2 separate regions of the Mus musculus genome follow, and region 2 is linked to region 1. Evidence: chromatin contacts called from ENCODE Hi-C data. All regions are on one chromosome and are shown on one strand. The core of a region is the stretch at or near the end of the contact, and the rest is flanking DNA. Distances in the headings are between cores, read along the strand shown. Region 1 overlaps Litaf (LPS-induced TN factor). Region 2 has its middle 12 kb from the start of Tfrc.

Region 1 (7,316 bases), core at 1,828-4,327:
ACGATTTGCCTTATTTTTCACTGTTTGGCTTGATCTATTCCCATCCCTGAGACAGAGCCTGCCTTAAAGACTGGTTTTGTAATGACAGACGTCTCTGGCACTCAGAATCACTTTAATTTCATAGAGTTGGGTTTTTTATTTTTGTTTTTTTTTTTCCCAAGTGCACAGAAGGGCTGCTCACACCCACCAGACACATACAGATAAGGTCACAAGTACTAAATAAAAGGCTCACATTCCTTCCTGTCTCAGCTCCTGGCCTGTGAAGGGTCTCCTTTCTCATACAGTTTCTGGGAACTCCCTTTGTTCATAAACACAGATGAAAGTTACTTGGCAGGGAGACATTTCTAGAATAACTTTTGTAATCACGATACACCATTTCTCCATTTGCTGGTGTGTTTTTAGTTGGTTCTGTTTTAGTTTTTCACATTCAGTCCAGCTTGTTGGCCAGGCCAGCCTCGAACTCCTAGGGGATCCTCAGTCTTCGGCTCTCAGACATGCAGGGCCCTAGCTGTGTGCCTCTACACCCACTGGGCCTTTTGTTCTGTTTTTCTTTGACAGAGAAACAAACAGGTAATTTCATTGCCTGCCTATGTAGGTTTGGTGTAGTTTTGAAAGCCTTGTCTCTGTGGGGTCTCTTTGAGGGAGTTGGGGGACCTCTATTTGAGCCCTGCTTCAGTGCCGAGAGATTGGGAGTGGAACTCCCTGAAACATGATTTCAGTTTTTAGAGATGACCTTCTGTGGTACGGTCATCATGGTCTCCAACATCACCAGACCAAGTAGAAGGATGTCAAAGACAAATTCAGGGCTCTTTCTAGGGTGACCACTCTGCCGTGTATAATATTGTCCCAGTCTGGCCAGCTTTCTAGGAGGCCCTGGCTCCATCCTAAGTCTACACAGGATCTGCTGCAAATAACAGTGTACGGAGTCAACCTGACCCGGAACAGAAGTCTGCATGCTGGTTAAGATGCAGCCTAGCCATTGCCTGAGCTGTTCATACAATGATCCGGAAGTGCTAGCCATTATTTTTGCAGTGAATTATGGATACCATACATGACTTTGATATCTGCTTTTAAACAAATAAAATCTTTGATCACTCAGTGAACAATCCAGTTCACCTTTTATGAAGAAAGGCCTTGTGTTGTGTTTCCAGGCATTGCCCGAAGAATCTTAAGTTGCTCTGTTACACTAGAAAATCCTTCCTGACCCACACCTCAGGCTTCAGCTGCAGCAAGATGACTGTTGCTAACGAGTTGCGTTCGAAGGTTTGGCTGTCGGGAGCCCTTAGTCGTCATCAATGGCAGCAAGCCACGGCTTTCAAGTTTTAATAAAATGCCAAGAAGGAAGCTGTCCCCATTCATTCTCTGAACAAAACCCTCCTTGTTCATTGGCCCAGGGTGGCTATGAGATACTAGGAGAGGGGGTGCCAAGCCCAGAGCATGGCTGCCACCCCATTCTCCTACCTGTGGTGACAGCTTCAAGTTGAAAGGTATGGGGGAATTGAGTCATTTAGTTGTGGTTTGTATTGCACTGAAACCCTTATTTGTGTTGTGAAATTGCTGCTCATGGGGTCTCAACTATGTGGTTTCTCTTTTATTTGGTCAAGTTCAAGGCTGTGCATTAGAAGTTTGGCTGTCATTGTGATGTGTAACTGATCTCAAGCTGGTATTCATTACCCCTGCAGAGTCTTCTAAACAAAGGCCCTGTGTGGAGGACTGCAAGATATAGATTACTTGGAGTAAATTGCCAGGTGCCCACGTGCTTTTGTGAATTTAGACTCCTGCCACTGTGTCTTGGGGGATAGACAAGTATGCTAGTCTAGCTGGCCTCTCAGGTCCCCAGATCTACCTAGGCAGACTCTGCTAGCTGGCTAACAGTCACCGTACATCCAAGGCTTCCTCCCACCACACCCCCAAACAGGATGGAGGCTGTGTGGGGACTCTGTACAAACTCTCAAGAAGGGACTTTGAACATGGCTGGCCTTGGTGCCCATTGCCCCAGTACATGGAGGGGTGGATGTTTCCTGGTGAGCCTGTTGGTAGAGAAGCTGGGAGGGCAATGCAGGAAGCTGCGGCGAGGGTGTGCGGTGAGGGTGTACGGGAAGTGAGTGGCCATCAGTAGTCCCTGCTGCGGCGAGGGTGTGCGGTGAGGGTGTACGGAAGTGAGTGGCCATCAGTAGTCCCTGCTGCGGCGAGGGTGTGCGGTGAGGGTGTACGGGAAGTGAGTGGCCATCAGTAGTCCCTGCTCCTGGGCCACCACTGCTTTTGACTTGCAAAATGGTCTGGGTGTGGAAGCTTCTTTCTCAGGATCTCTGCCTTTTCCTCACTCCCTCATGCCAGTTCTTTACTACTAGGGATTGAATCCATGGCCTCTCAGGCTCTAGGTACGGGACCAGACCAAACACCTGCCCTGCTAGGGAGTCCAGCTGCACTTGTTTGCAAGAGGTCCTCCTTGCTGAGCTTGTTGTCTGTGTACCCCCGCTCCCCCGTGGAGGGATGGAGAGGGTCATGGGACCTTCACCTGACTCCAGGCACTCCCTGTTTGCATGTAGCCTCCAGAGGTCTGAAGAGCTGAGTAGACTCAGCTGAGCTGAGAGAGGCAGCTCCAGTGTGGCTGTGGGGAAAACCACCACTGCTTGGTACTGACTTTCCTTTGCAACCTCATGGGGGAGGAGCATCACACCCCTGCAACAGACCCCTCACCTGCATTCTCTAAGGAGTTCCAGTAAACTCATTCATGCCCTGAGTGAACTTGGGCAGAACTTGGCCTGGACTTGTTATTTCGACCTTGGGATGAGAGAGGTAGAATTTGCTTATGTCCTTGCTGGAAGGAATTTTAGTAACACTGTGACATCTTGAGCCCTTGATTTGGCCATTTATTGGTTTTTCTGTTCTGTTTTGGTTTGGAACCAGGTCAGGGTACACAGTTCAGGGAGATGGGGAGCTCCAGGGGTGCCTTCACCCTCCCTGCCCTCCCCCAACCCAGCACTGGGATGAGAGGCACCCACTCAGAAAGACTCCAGAATGCACAAAAGGGCAGCATGACTGCTGGGGGCGGGGGAACTTGAGGCTGCTTCCCTAAGCTGTAATTTGCATTTTGTGTAAGTGTCTGAAACTAAAGCAGTAGGAAGAATGTGTATCCCATGCCAACTGGGAGGTGGTGGTTGGGCATCGGCTCTCCCTCCATAGGCCTCAATCTAAGACAGCCAAGAGTGCATATCTGGCTGAGGGGTCTTTTTGTGTGTCTTCCTGAGTGTATGCATGTAGGGGTTTGGGTGTGGCTGGAGTGGAGGGTTTGTTATATAAGCTTTTCTAAAATGGACAGTGTAGCTCTGTGCTGTGGGAGCTTGGTGTGTGTGTGTGTGTGTGTGTGTGTGTGTGTGTGTGTGTGTGAGTGTGTGTGGCAGAGCTGTATCTCCGATAACAGTGACATGGCCAGCTCACCAGCTGCCAGCCTAGGACCAGCTGTTTGTGGCCACTGAAGCATAATGGCAGGGTGCGTCCCGTGTCACACTGTGTGGATGATTGGGTGTAGCATTCTCTCTTCTGCTGCCGTTCTAGGTTGGTGCGCTCTTATTTTGTGTGTTGCTTGCCCTGTGCCCGGCAGCAGTGAATCAGTGCAGGCCTCCACCTAAGACAGTTGTGAGTGTGTTTGTGTGTATCTCTCTGTTTCTGTGTAGAGGAAGGGATGGATCTGCAGGCCAAGCCCCCTTGAGAGAAGCTGCTAAGATACAGTACCTTGCTAACATGGGCACTGAAGGATGCTTAAGCACGCTCCTACCTGGCTTTCCCTACTTCCAGCCATTCAGTCTTGCCTGGAGTCCCAGCCAGGACAAGGCATCGTGGGGAAGACTCGCTAGGCCAGGTGAATGCTCTCTCAGCAGCAGGAAGCTTTTGTACATGGAACCTGCGGGGACCCCAAATCCCTCTAGCAGCATGACCAGTGTGGGCTGGCTAGCACAGAAATGCTTTCATTGTATTGTTTTAGTAATTAGAAGGGGAAATGCCTATATATGGTAACAAGCCTTCCTCCTTTAACAGCCGAGGAGCTGAGCTGTCTCTCCGCCCAGTACGATGACATACTGACCTGGGCTTGGGCGTTACAGTACATGGATGACCTCCTGAAGATTTAGGTCAGTTTTGGTCAGTTACACTCCCTTTTGATGTCCTTTTCCGTTTTCTATTTACTTATTGTTTGTTTATTTATATTTTTTCCTTTCCTTTCTTTTTGAGAGTTCTATAGCCCGTGTTGGCCATGAACTTTTATGTGGCTATGTAGCCAATAATGACCTTGAATTTCTGATCTTCCTGCCCCACCTCCCTAGTGCCGGGATACAAGCAAGCACTAGTTGCCCAGTTTATGTGTGCTAGAGATGGAACCAGGGCCCCAAACATGCTAGCCAAGTACTCTGTCACTGAACGGATGTCCAGCCCTTCATGGTTGACTTCTGTCGGGCCTGGGATAGTGTTCACAAGGTATGGATCATCCAGGTCACAGCCTTGGACATGAAAGGCTTTTGTGCCAGACAGCCTCAGTTCTGTATCCTGGTCCCACATGGTAGAAGGAGAGCTCAACTCCTACAAGTTGTCCTCTGAGCTTCACACACGCACCATGGCAGAAACTCACAATTACAAAAACTAAATGCAATAAAAAGGCGTCCAAAAATAATGCCATCACATCCCCCTAGTTCTTGACGATGGCAGTCTTTTTGTTGTTGTTGTTGTTTTGTTTCTTGAGACAGGGTTTCTCTGTGTAGCCCTGGCTGTCCTGGAACTCACTTTGCAGAACAGGCTGGCCTCGAACTCAGAAATCCACCTGCTTCTGCCTCCCAAGTGCTGGGATCAAAGGCATGTGTGCCACCACGCCCGGCAATGATGGCAGTCTTGCTTATAAATGCACACTGAGATCCCTTTACTCCTGCTGAGAACCCGGGATGAAAGGCAGCCTTCGGTGGCACTTACAAATAAAGCAAGGGGGCTTGAGGAGGCTGTGCATGCTGGGTAGCAATGTTGGAACTGTTCACAGCAGAGGGACCTCAGGTCTAAAATTCACCCAGGACTTAGAATACATCACGACCCTGGCCACATCCTTCTGTGGGGGCTGTGAGCTGTAGGATGTTCAGCAGCCTCCTTGGTCTCCACCCAATAGTCTCACACCAGCTGTGCTTAAAACACACACACACACACACACACACATGCACACACACATGTATATGTTTTTCCAACATGACTCTCAGTGCCTATTAGGCACAAAAATCACTCTAGAGCTCCAGCAAAGCGCAGGGCCCACAGCCAGTCCTCCCACACTCAGGATTTGTATCCCTGGCTGGCCTGAGCTTACGGTTAAACACATGTTATGTCCTAAAAAAGGAAAAAAGTGCCCACACCCATGGTGTGGGTGAGCCTCAAAAGCACGGAGCAAAGAGAAAGCAGATGTGAGAGGCCATGTGCCTAAGACAACCTGAAGTGCACAGAACATATCTGGGATGGAGCTCAGTTGGTGGGGAGCTTATCCCGCATATGCAGTCTCAGCACCACACCTGTCATAAGTTCAAGGCTACCCTTAGCTATATAGAAAATAGAGTTGTCGTGGGCCACTTGGAACCCTGTCGAAAGGAAAGGAAAGGAAAGGAAAGGAAAGGAAAGGAAAGGAAAGGAAAGGAAAGGAAAGGAAAGGAAAGGAAAGGAAAGGAAAGGAGGGAGGAGAGAGGAAGGAAAGGGAGAGAAAGGAAGGGAGGGAGGGGGAGAGGAAGGGAGGGAGGGAGGAACTGTCAACAGCCCCTACTAGAGCTTACCTCTTACTAGAGGTAAGAATTCTTTTTTTTTTTTTTTTTTTTTTTGTGGGAGTGGAGTTCATCTTTACAGAGACTGAGTTTATTCACACTCCACATAACTCACCTGAGGTGTGTGATACATTTTGGTTTTGTTTTTTGAGACAGGGTCTTATGTGGCTCAGGCTGCCCCCAAATTCCTGATCCATCTACTTCTGCCTTCTAAGTACTGGAATGACAGGCGTGAGCCACAAGCCCCTCAACACAATGCATGATTTTGAGTATGTTTGCAGGGTTGTTAATAGTTTATCTCCCCAGAAAGGAACTCTGAACCTTTGAGTAGTGTGTGACCCCACCCACCCACAGCCAATCTGTTTCTTGTCTCTGTAGATTTACTTATTCAGGATATTTCATGTAAACAGTCAAATGCTACCCGGGCTTCCCTGTGTGTCCTGACTTTTTTTTAAACACTTTTGAGGTTAATGTGTGTTGTAACTTGAACATTGCTTTCTTCCTTTTCACTGCTGTGTAGTATTCCACAGTCTGAGTGAGCCTTATCTATCACTCGTGTGTTAGTGGCAGTCTCTTTATCTTTGACAGGCTTGTGCTTTTTAGGACCTGCTGCTCTCTGTATGTGCTGCCCAGAAGGAAACGAATATGCACATTCCATTTGCTGGTAAATGATGGCTTCACAGTATTTTGTTTGTTTTGAGAGGGTCTCGCGTAGCCCCAGCTGTCCTCAGATTCACTACATCTCAGGATAACATAAGCCTCCACCTCCCCGCTGCTGTCATTACAGACATGCTCACTAGCCTTTATCTAGTGCTGGGCACAGAACCCAGAACTTCACGCACGCTAGGCAAGCAGCATCGACTACACCTGATCCGACATAGCTTAGTGCCCTTCTTATATTCTTTTGAAATTCTGGGTGATGGTGGGTGGGCGGGCGCATTTGCAGATGGAAATTATCATTAACAAGCTGATCAAGTGGGGCTTGGTGAGGCACACCTATCATTCCTGAACATCAGAGGTGGAGGCAGAAAGATCAGGATTTTCAGGCTAGCCTGACCTGTAGTGAGACCCCCCATCTCAAAACCAAAAGAGAGCCCTCCAAAATAAATGAGCTTGCCAAACTACCCAGTGTGGCTGTGCCGACACATGTGCTGTACACACGCCCATCCAGGGACCTGGTGGGAGCCCCGACCGGAGTGTTCTGGTCCAGAGCCCACTCCTGGGGAAGGACAGTGGGGCTTTGGATAGAAACCATGTGCTGCTTTCTGAGCTTGAGTACACAGTGCCAGTGGCTTCTTGAGGTCAGAGTGCATAGCCTGGGACAGTGAAAGACAGCCAAGGATCAGGCTGGCAGTTCAAGCTCTTTTGAAAGACTTAGCATTAGGAAGGAAACAGGAGTCTTAAGCAGCGCATCCTCTTCATGTATGTGCCCCTGCGGAGAACTTTTTATGGGAGGAAGGAGGAGGGATTTTTCTATGCCTTTCTCCTGGCTTGCATTCAGCACTTGGTGACTGTCCATGCCTAGACCCCCTCCCC
Region 2 (7,316 bases), core at 1,329-3,828, about 22 Mb before region 1:
TAAACACGAAAAACACGTTCTAGGTTGACATACTTCAGTTAACAAGAACAGTTAACCAGAAGCAGAACTACAGAAGCCAAAAAGCAAGGTTAGTACATTTAGAGACTTTCCCAGAACTATGTAGACTTTGATGGATCCAGCTTTTGTTTTAGTTTTGGCAGGTGGGGCTGTCTGCCTGCTGAGTGTTACAGCCTGAGTGGTACTTCCATCATGGAGTCAGTTGTGCTAAGGTCTGAGGGCCTACTAAGGCCTGCCACCTTGTTACAATATTATCACCATCTCCCAGATGTGGCAGCTGCCATTATACAGACGTTGAATATTTTGTCTAAACTAAACCAGAATTCAAAGCTAGGCCACCTAGCTTCTAAAACTCTACAGCCTGCCTCCTTACAGACCCAGTCACGATCTAGACTTCAGCACCACCTACCTTGCCCTCCAGTTACATAGCTGCAGGGACCACGTGAGTGGGACAATTTGAGAGGATTCAGTATCTATGAGATCCATTTTATTAAACCCCAGATTCAATTCAAAACCTGCACTCATATTTAAAATGAGAGGCAACCCCAGCCAAGTCTAAAAAGTTTGACTTTGCAGTGCAACTTTGCTGATGGTCCCACTTGACATTCTCCGTGCAAGCCTATTCCTGCTTCCTGACAACTTTACGTTTCCAGGATCCATACACCTGCCTTTGCTGAGAGCTGAGCTAAAAGAATTATGTACAATTTGGTTTCTAAAATGTCAGCTTGGCTTTTCACATCCTCATCTTCCTTCTTCTGACATCGGGGCCTTCCTCTATCTGAATTGCCCTCCCTCCATAATTGAAACCTGATGTCCTAATACTTTAGATGAACTACATATCATTGTTTGTTTGTTTTTGATTAAGAAGAGTCCTTTGAAAGCTAGTTTGTGGTTGCTTATACCCCAAATCCCAGCACTTGGGAGGCAGAGGCAGGTTGGTCCCTGAGTCTCTGTATGAGACCAGCCTGGTCTACCACCAAGTTCTAGGACAGCCAGAGCTACACAGAGAAATCCTGTCTTGAAAAAACAAAAACAAAACAACGACAAAAAAGAGGCCTTTGAAAAGAAGTTGTAACTGTTTATATAATTGAAGAAAATGAACAACTGTGTAAAAGAAGCTCCTTGGCTCAGCAGACTATCTCAGTAGGTAAAGGAGCCTGGTGCCAATCCTGACTATCTGAGTTCAATTAAAGTTATTATAGGAAAAGGAAGAAGAAGAAGAAGAAGGATAAGGAGAATTATAAGAAGACCAGAAATAAAAATCCCAAGTAAGCAAATTCAATATGCAGGAAAAATACTGAATCATCAGAAAATTTTTGGTTTCCTTGGCCTAATACACATAGTAGACAAAATTTCCCTCTGGTAACCGGTTCTGCCCAGAGTTTCATTTCCACATGGAAATGTGTTCAAGGAGGCCAATTTTTGGTGGTCACATCTGGGAGGGCTGGCCTGGCTTCCTTTGGTTTATGTCAAGGGCATCCTAAATGTCAGAAGAGTTGTATTCCATGGCTGGGATTCAGTCCTCAGAGTCACTTCATGTTAACAGAGTCCCTAAACTCTCCAGGTTCAGAGCTGGTACTTAGGTCTCTGTCATCTTATTTAGCCTCAGGTATTGTACCCATTTTATGGATGAAGATGACAAAATAATTGGCTACAAGTGGCACTGCTTTTAATAGCAGAACCCAAGTTTAAGATTCTTTAATGTCTCACACGCTCACACAGGCATAAATGCAGACAAAACACCGATGCACAAAAATAAAAGATAAGTCACCCTTAAAAAATAAACAGATAGATTAAATAAGTAAATGATTACTGCTTCAGAGCCCAGTGAAGTGGCACAAACCTTTAATCCCAGGAAGGCAGAGGCAGAGCTCTGTGAGTTCAAGGCTAGTCTGGTCTACAATTTAGCCCAGGACAGGGCTACAGAGTAAGTGCCTGTCTTACACACACACACACACACACACACACACACACACACACACACACAGAGGCACACACAGGCACACACACACAGGCACACACACACACAGGCGCACACACACACACAGGCACACACACACACACAGGCACACACACACACAGGCACACACACAGGCACACACAGATACACACACACAGGCACACACACACAGGCACACACACACACACACAGGCACACACACAGGCACACACACACAGACACACACACACACAGACACACACACACAGGCACACACACACAGGCACACACACACACAGGCACACACACACAGGCACACACACACACACACACAGGCACACACACACACAGGCACACACACAGGCACACACACACAGACACACACACACACAGGCACACACACACAGGCACACACACACACACACACACAGGCACACACACAGGCACACTGGTTTCAGTGAGGAACTGGAGCATTTGAAGAGGACCCTTGGCTTCTGTAATAAAGTCAACTCCAGGAGTTCAGAGTGAGCGGTGACAGCATTGAGAGCTGGACAGAGGAGATTCTGGGAAAGAAGCCCATTTTGCTGAGCCCCATAGCCACTGTGGCTAAGATGGAGATCTCACGCTGACATTATAGCAGCAGACTACCCTGCAGTAGGGAGGGGGAAAGTGCCTTTCTGTAGGGAGCCTGATTCTAGCCCAGCACTTCTTAAACTTTAATGTGCATGGAAGGCTCTGGCCTTTTTAAAAACGCAGATTCTGCTTTGGAAGGTCAAGGGTGTGGGGGATGACTTTGCATTTCTAACAGCGAGGTGGTGCCAGGGCTGCTGAGCTGCAGCACAGGGCTGCAGGGGAGGAAATCACATTAACTGTCTCCATTCTCCTCACAGACAGGGCAAGCTGTGTGGCCAGCTGGCATGATATCTGCCTGGTAGCTTCCCCCCCACCCCAGCTATGTGGCCTATTAGTCTAAAAATTAGTCTTAAATTTTTTCGATGACACTGTCTTAGTCAGGGTTTCTATTCCTGCACAAACATCATGACCAAGAAGCAAGTTGGGGAGGAAAGGGTTTATTCGGCTTACACTTCCATACTGCTGTTCATCACCAAAGGAAGTCAGGACTGGAACTCAAGCAGGCCAGGGAGCAGGAGCTGATGCAGAGGCCATGGAGGGATGTTCTTTACTGGCTTGCCTCTCCTGGCTTGCTCAGCCTGCTCTCTTATGGAACCCAAGACTACCAGCCCAGAGATGGTCCCACCCACAAAGGGCCTTTCCCCCTTGATCACTAATTGAGAAAATGCCTTAGAGTTGGATCTCATGGAGGCATTTCCTCAACTGAAGCTCCTTTCTCTGTGATAACCCCAGCTGTGTCAAGTTGACACAAAACTAGCCAGTACAATTGACCCCTTGTCAACTTGACACACAAACACATCACTAGTAAGCCTCAACCCTTAATTTCTTATTCACCCCCAAGATCTAAACAACATTAAAAGTCCCACAGTCTTTAATATTAAAAGTCAATCCCTTTAAAATGTCCAATATCTTCTAAAATCCAAAGTCTTTTTACAATTAAAAATCTCTTAACTGTGGGCTCCACTAAAATAGTTTCTTCCTTCAAGAGGGAAAATATCAGAGCATAGTCACAATCAAAAGCAAAAGTCAATCTCTAACCATCCAATGTCTGGGATCCAACTCACAATCTTCTGGGCTCCTCCAAGGGCTTGGGTCACTTCTCCAGCCATGCCCTTTGTAGCACACACGTCATTCTCTAGGCTCCAGATGCCTGGACTCCACTGCTGCTGCTGCTCTTGGTGGTCATCTCATGGTACTGGCATCTCCAAAACACTGCATGACCCCTTCAGTCCTGGGCCATCAATTGCAACTGAGGCTGGACTTTCACCAATGGCCTTCCATGGCCTCTCACAGTGCCAAGCCTCAGCTGCTCTGCTCAACTCCTTCATGCCTTCAAAACCAGTACCACCTGCGTGACCCTTACACATTACCAAGTCCAGCCACAGCACAAGGTACAACTTTGGCTATATCTGGAACACAGCCACTGTGCTCTCAGAAAACACTTCCCAGAAGATTTCACCTCAATGATGCTGGTCTCTTCTTAATCACCGCTAATTTCTTAGCTCCAGCTAACCAGCATCAATAGTTCCAGTAATGCAGTTTTTGCTTTGGTAGTTCTGGTATCTTGTTAATCACAGCTGATTCTTCAGCCCCAGCTAACCAGAACTACAGAATCTTCACAATCAAAACAGCAATGGCCCTGAAAAGAGTCTTTAATTTTCCCTCTGAAATTTCACAAGCCAGGCCTCCATCTTCTGCACTGTTATCAACATTATCTTCCAAGCTCCTACACAACATCCCACAGAGCTCTTAACAATGAATGGATCTTCAAGACCAAAGTTCCAAAGTCCTTCCACAGTCCTCCCCAAAACATGGTCAGGTTGTCTCAGGAATACCCCACTATGCTGGTACCAATTTGTCTTAGTCAGGGTTTCTATTCCTGCACAAACATCATGACCAAGAAGCAAGTTGGGGAGGAAAGGGTTTATTCGGCTTACACTTCCATACTGCTGTTCATCACCAAAGGAAGTCAGGACTGGAACTCAAGCAGGCCAGGGAGCAGGAGCTGATGCAGAGGCCATGGAGGGATGTTCTTTACTGGCTTGCCTCTCCTGGCTTGCTCAGCCTGCTCTCTTATGGAACCCAAGACTACCAGCCCAGAGATGGTCCCACCCACAAAGGGCCTTTCCCCCTTGATCACTAATTGAGAAAATGCCTTAGAGTTGGATCTCATGGAGGCATTTCCTCAACTGAAGCTCCTTTCTCTGTGATAACCCCAGCTGTGTCAAGTTGACACAAAACTAGCCAGTACAGACACTGACAATTTTTGGTGGCCATCCCACTCAAAGTTAAATAAAACAGCCTCAAAAACACTCAGTACCTTTGCTGGGAGTCTAAAATTACCCAGCAACCCACCTGTCCTAATTCTTGTGAGGACTTCCCCTCCTGAGAAGACACTAGATCCCATTCTGAAGAACACACTGGTTCTCTTGCTTGGTACAAACTCATGAACTGGCCTTGTAAATCTGTGTTCTGTGCCCTTGGGTACAGATTACTTGATAACCTTGAATGAACTAATAAAATGGAGTTTCTGAAACTATAAACCAGAGGAACGACCTGGGAACTCCACCAAGTGTCCTGGAAAAGGCTGCGGGCTGGGGACTAGCCAGCCCTCACTGCTCTGCTCTGGGACGCTCCTGTAGATGGACCCTGAGCAGGCTAGAGCAAGAGTAGGATGTTTCTAAAGCAAATACTATCAATGTCACAATTGCAAACAAAGAAACAAATCCTGCTAGGAAAGAGACAAAAATTACTATCTTGCCTAACTCCCCTCCCGCTGCCCACTTCCATAGTCACAAGACACGAAGGGAAGGGTCCTGAAGTGCACATTTAGGGAACCTTGATTGGGAGTCGGGTGAAAGTTCTGTTGAGTGTGGCAATAGACTGGGCCTACTTCCCCCTTTCTACTTGTCTGATCCTAAGCAAGCTCACGAAGGCAGGGAGGGTGGGTGCTGGAACTTATCATCAATCAACTCTTGCCTAGGATAGACGGGATAGATCATCCCGTCACGGTGGCTCTAATCAGGATGTTTCTGACCCACCCAGAACTTTCTCAAGAACTGTACCTGTAGATACCACTCCAGCCCATCTGAATGTCTCTGGGCAGTTAGTTTTGGAGGGAGAGGGGATGCAGCCTTGGTCTTGGCCAGATGGTAAGCACAGTCACTGGGCTGGGTGCAAATCTATATTGAGACCTGAGCCGCAGAGGGCACCTATGCAGTACCAGAGACTGTAGTGCTTCATCGTGAAGTCTGAGTTTGCTCTGAGACCATCTGTCTGCCCCCTACTTCCTGTCTCAGGGATGCCTCTGATTTTCCACTTGTTCACAGAAGAGATTCTATGACTAAGATTGGCTGCGCCTTCATAGCTCATGTCCCCATTCTTTTCCTCTTTTCACTGGTGTTTTGATAAAGTATCAGGTGTCCGCTGTGCAGCAGGCCACGTTGAAACTAAGTAACAAAGAGTTTCTCCAGAGTAACCCTTGAGCTCTCTCTGATGATGGATCCATCAAGTGCTTGCAGGGGAGAGGTCTTTCCCACGTGCACCTTTCTTGTCCAGCGATCGAAGCATTTGGAATATTAAGAGACATAGTCTTGTTTTAGGATTAGACGTCATAGACAAATGGACAACATAGAAGGACCACTAAAATCTTCTATAATTACCCCCTTCTAAGAGCTTTTGTAGAAACAAACTAGCTCTGAGGTCTACAATTACCAAGCATTATCTAATTATGTGATGAGCTGAGGGTCAGATCTCTCTCTCTCTCTCTCTCTCTCTCTCTCTCTCTCCTCATGTATAAGTATGTATTTGTGTGCTTTCTCTAAATTTCAGAGTCTTATTCTCAGGTGCCTGGGTGACCCACCAAATTCAACCCACCAAAAAAACCAAAACCAAAAGCAAAAACGAAAAAACCCAGCCCAGCATCTGTTCATCCCACAGGGCGAGAATAAGACCACTACCACAAATTTAAGCCAAGTTTGAAGTAAGGTTTAATACTGGCCAGGAGGAGAGCTCTCTGAGGCTCTCAGAAAAAGGCCATGAGTTTTGCAGAGACTTAAAAGGCAAACCCCATACTTCACCACATTTCTCATCAGCTCCAGTCAGGGGAAAGCATACATCCTGACCTATTTCCTGTACACGTACCTCCTGCCCACGTGTGTTCAAGCAAACCCAGAGCAGATGGGTCAAACAAGCACAGGACAAATGAACAACATATCCTTAACTGCCTTAACTGCACACAGAACCCTTAACCCGCAAGGTAGATTGTTCCTGCGTTGGTCAAGGTGTATTGTTCCAGGGTATTGCAAGGTTCTTCTTCCTCCTTCTCAACGCTGATGCTCCTGCACCCTGTGCCCTCTGCTTCTCTGCTTTGCAGATACAGGGGAGAGCCTTTACAGCCCTGGGGCCTCTCCCCATAGCCGTCTCTAGGTTTTCAGTAAGTGTTCCTAAAATGAAACTCTTGTGGGCCTGAGCTCCAATCAAGCAAGCTCTCTGGGAAACCACTACTTCAGGCCAGAAAGCTCTGAAGGAAGAGACTTTGGAGGCTGCTAGTGTTTAACATCCAACAGAGCCCAGTATCTTCACTCTCATGGGAAGAGTTCCAACTTTTCACAAGGAAATGAAACATTCGCGCATCCTGTTTTGATTCTTCAACCACTTCTTGAGAAGTGTGAGGACATTGGTTTGGCCTGGCTTGTGTTGTGTGATGGATTCACTCTGCAGGACA

The links. A loop is a pair of places that touch in the nucleus more often than their neighbours do.
Region 2: a loop to region 1 is called in a map of T-helper 2 cell, with 26 times the contacts of the local background. The contact joins two enhancer-like sites. A Hi-C loop is called at or near these places in 3 of 37 maps with a recorded cell type or tissue (T-helper 17 cell and T-helper 2 cell).

The regions. Positions count from the first base shown.
Region 1 is chr16:10,953,301-10,960,616 of GRCm38, reverse strand. Litaf (LPS-induced TN factor) reads left to right here. Exons shown (of 4, transcript NM_019980.2): 4 at 1-1,344. Among named protein-coding and RNA genes, the nearest start is that of Litaf, 36 kb to the left of the region's middle. Within about 2 kb of position 3,077, at least 1 of the 3 ENCODE cell types and tissues checked has a DNase peak (open chromatin) inside an H3K27ac peak, as active enhancers do.
Region 2 is chr16:32,593,495-32,600,810 of GRCm38, reverse strand. No RefSeq gene overlaps it. Among named protein-coding and RNA genes, the nearest start is that of Tfrc, 12 kb to the left of the region's middle. Within about 2 kb of position 2,578, at least 1 of the 3 ENCODE cell types and tissues checked has a DNase peak (open chromatin) inside an H3K27ac peak, as active enhancers do.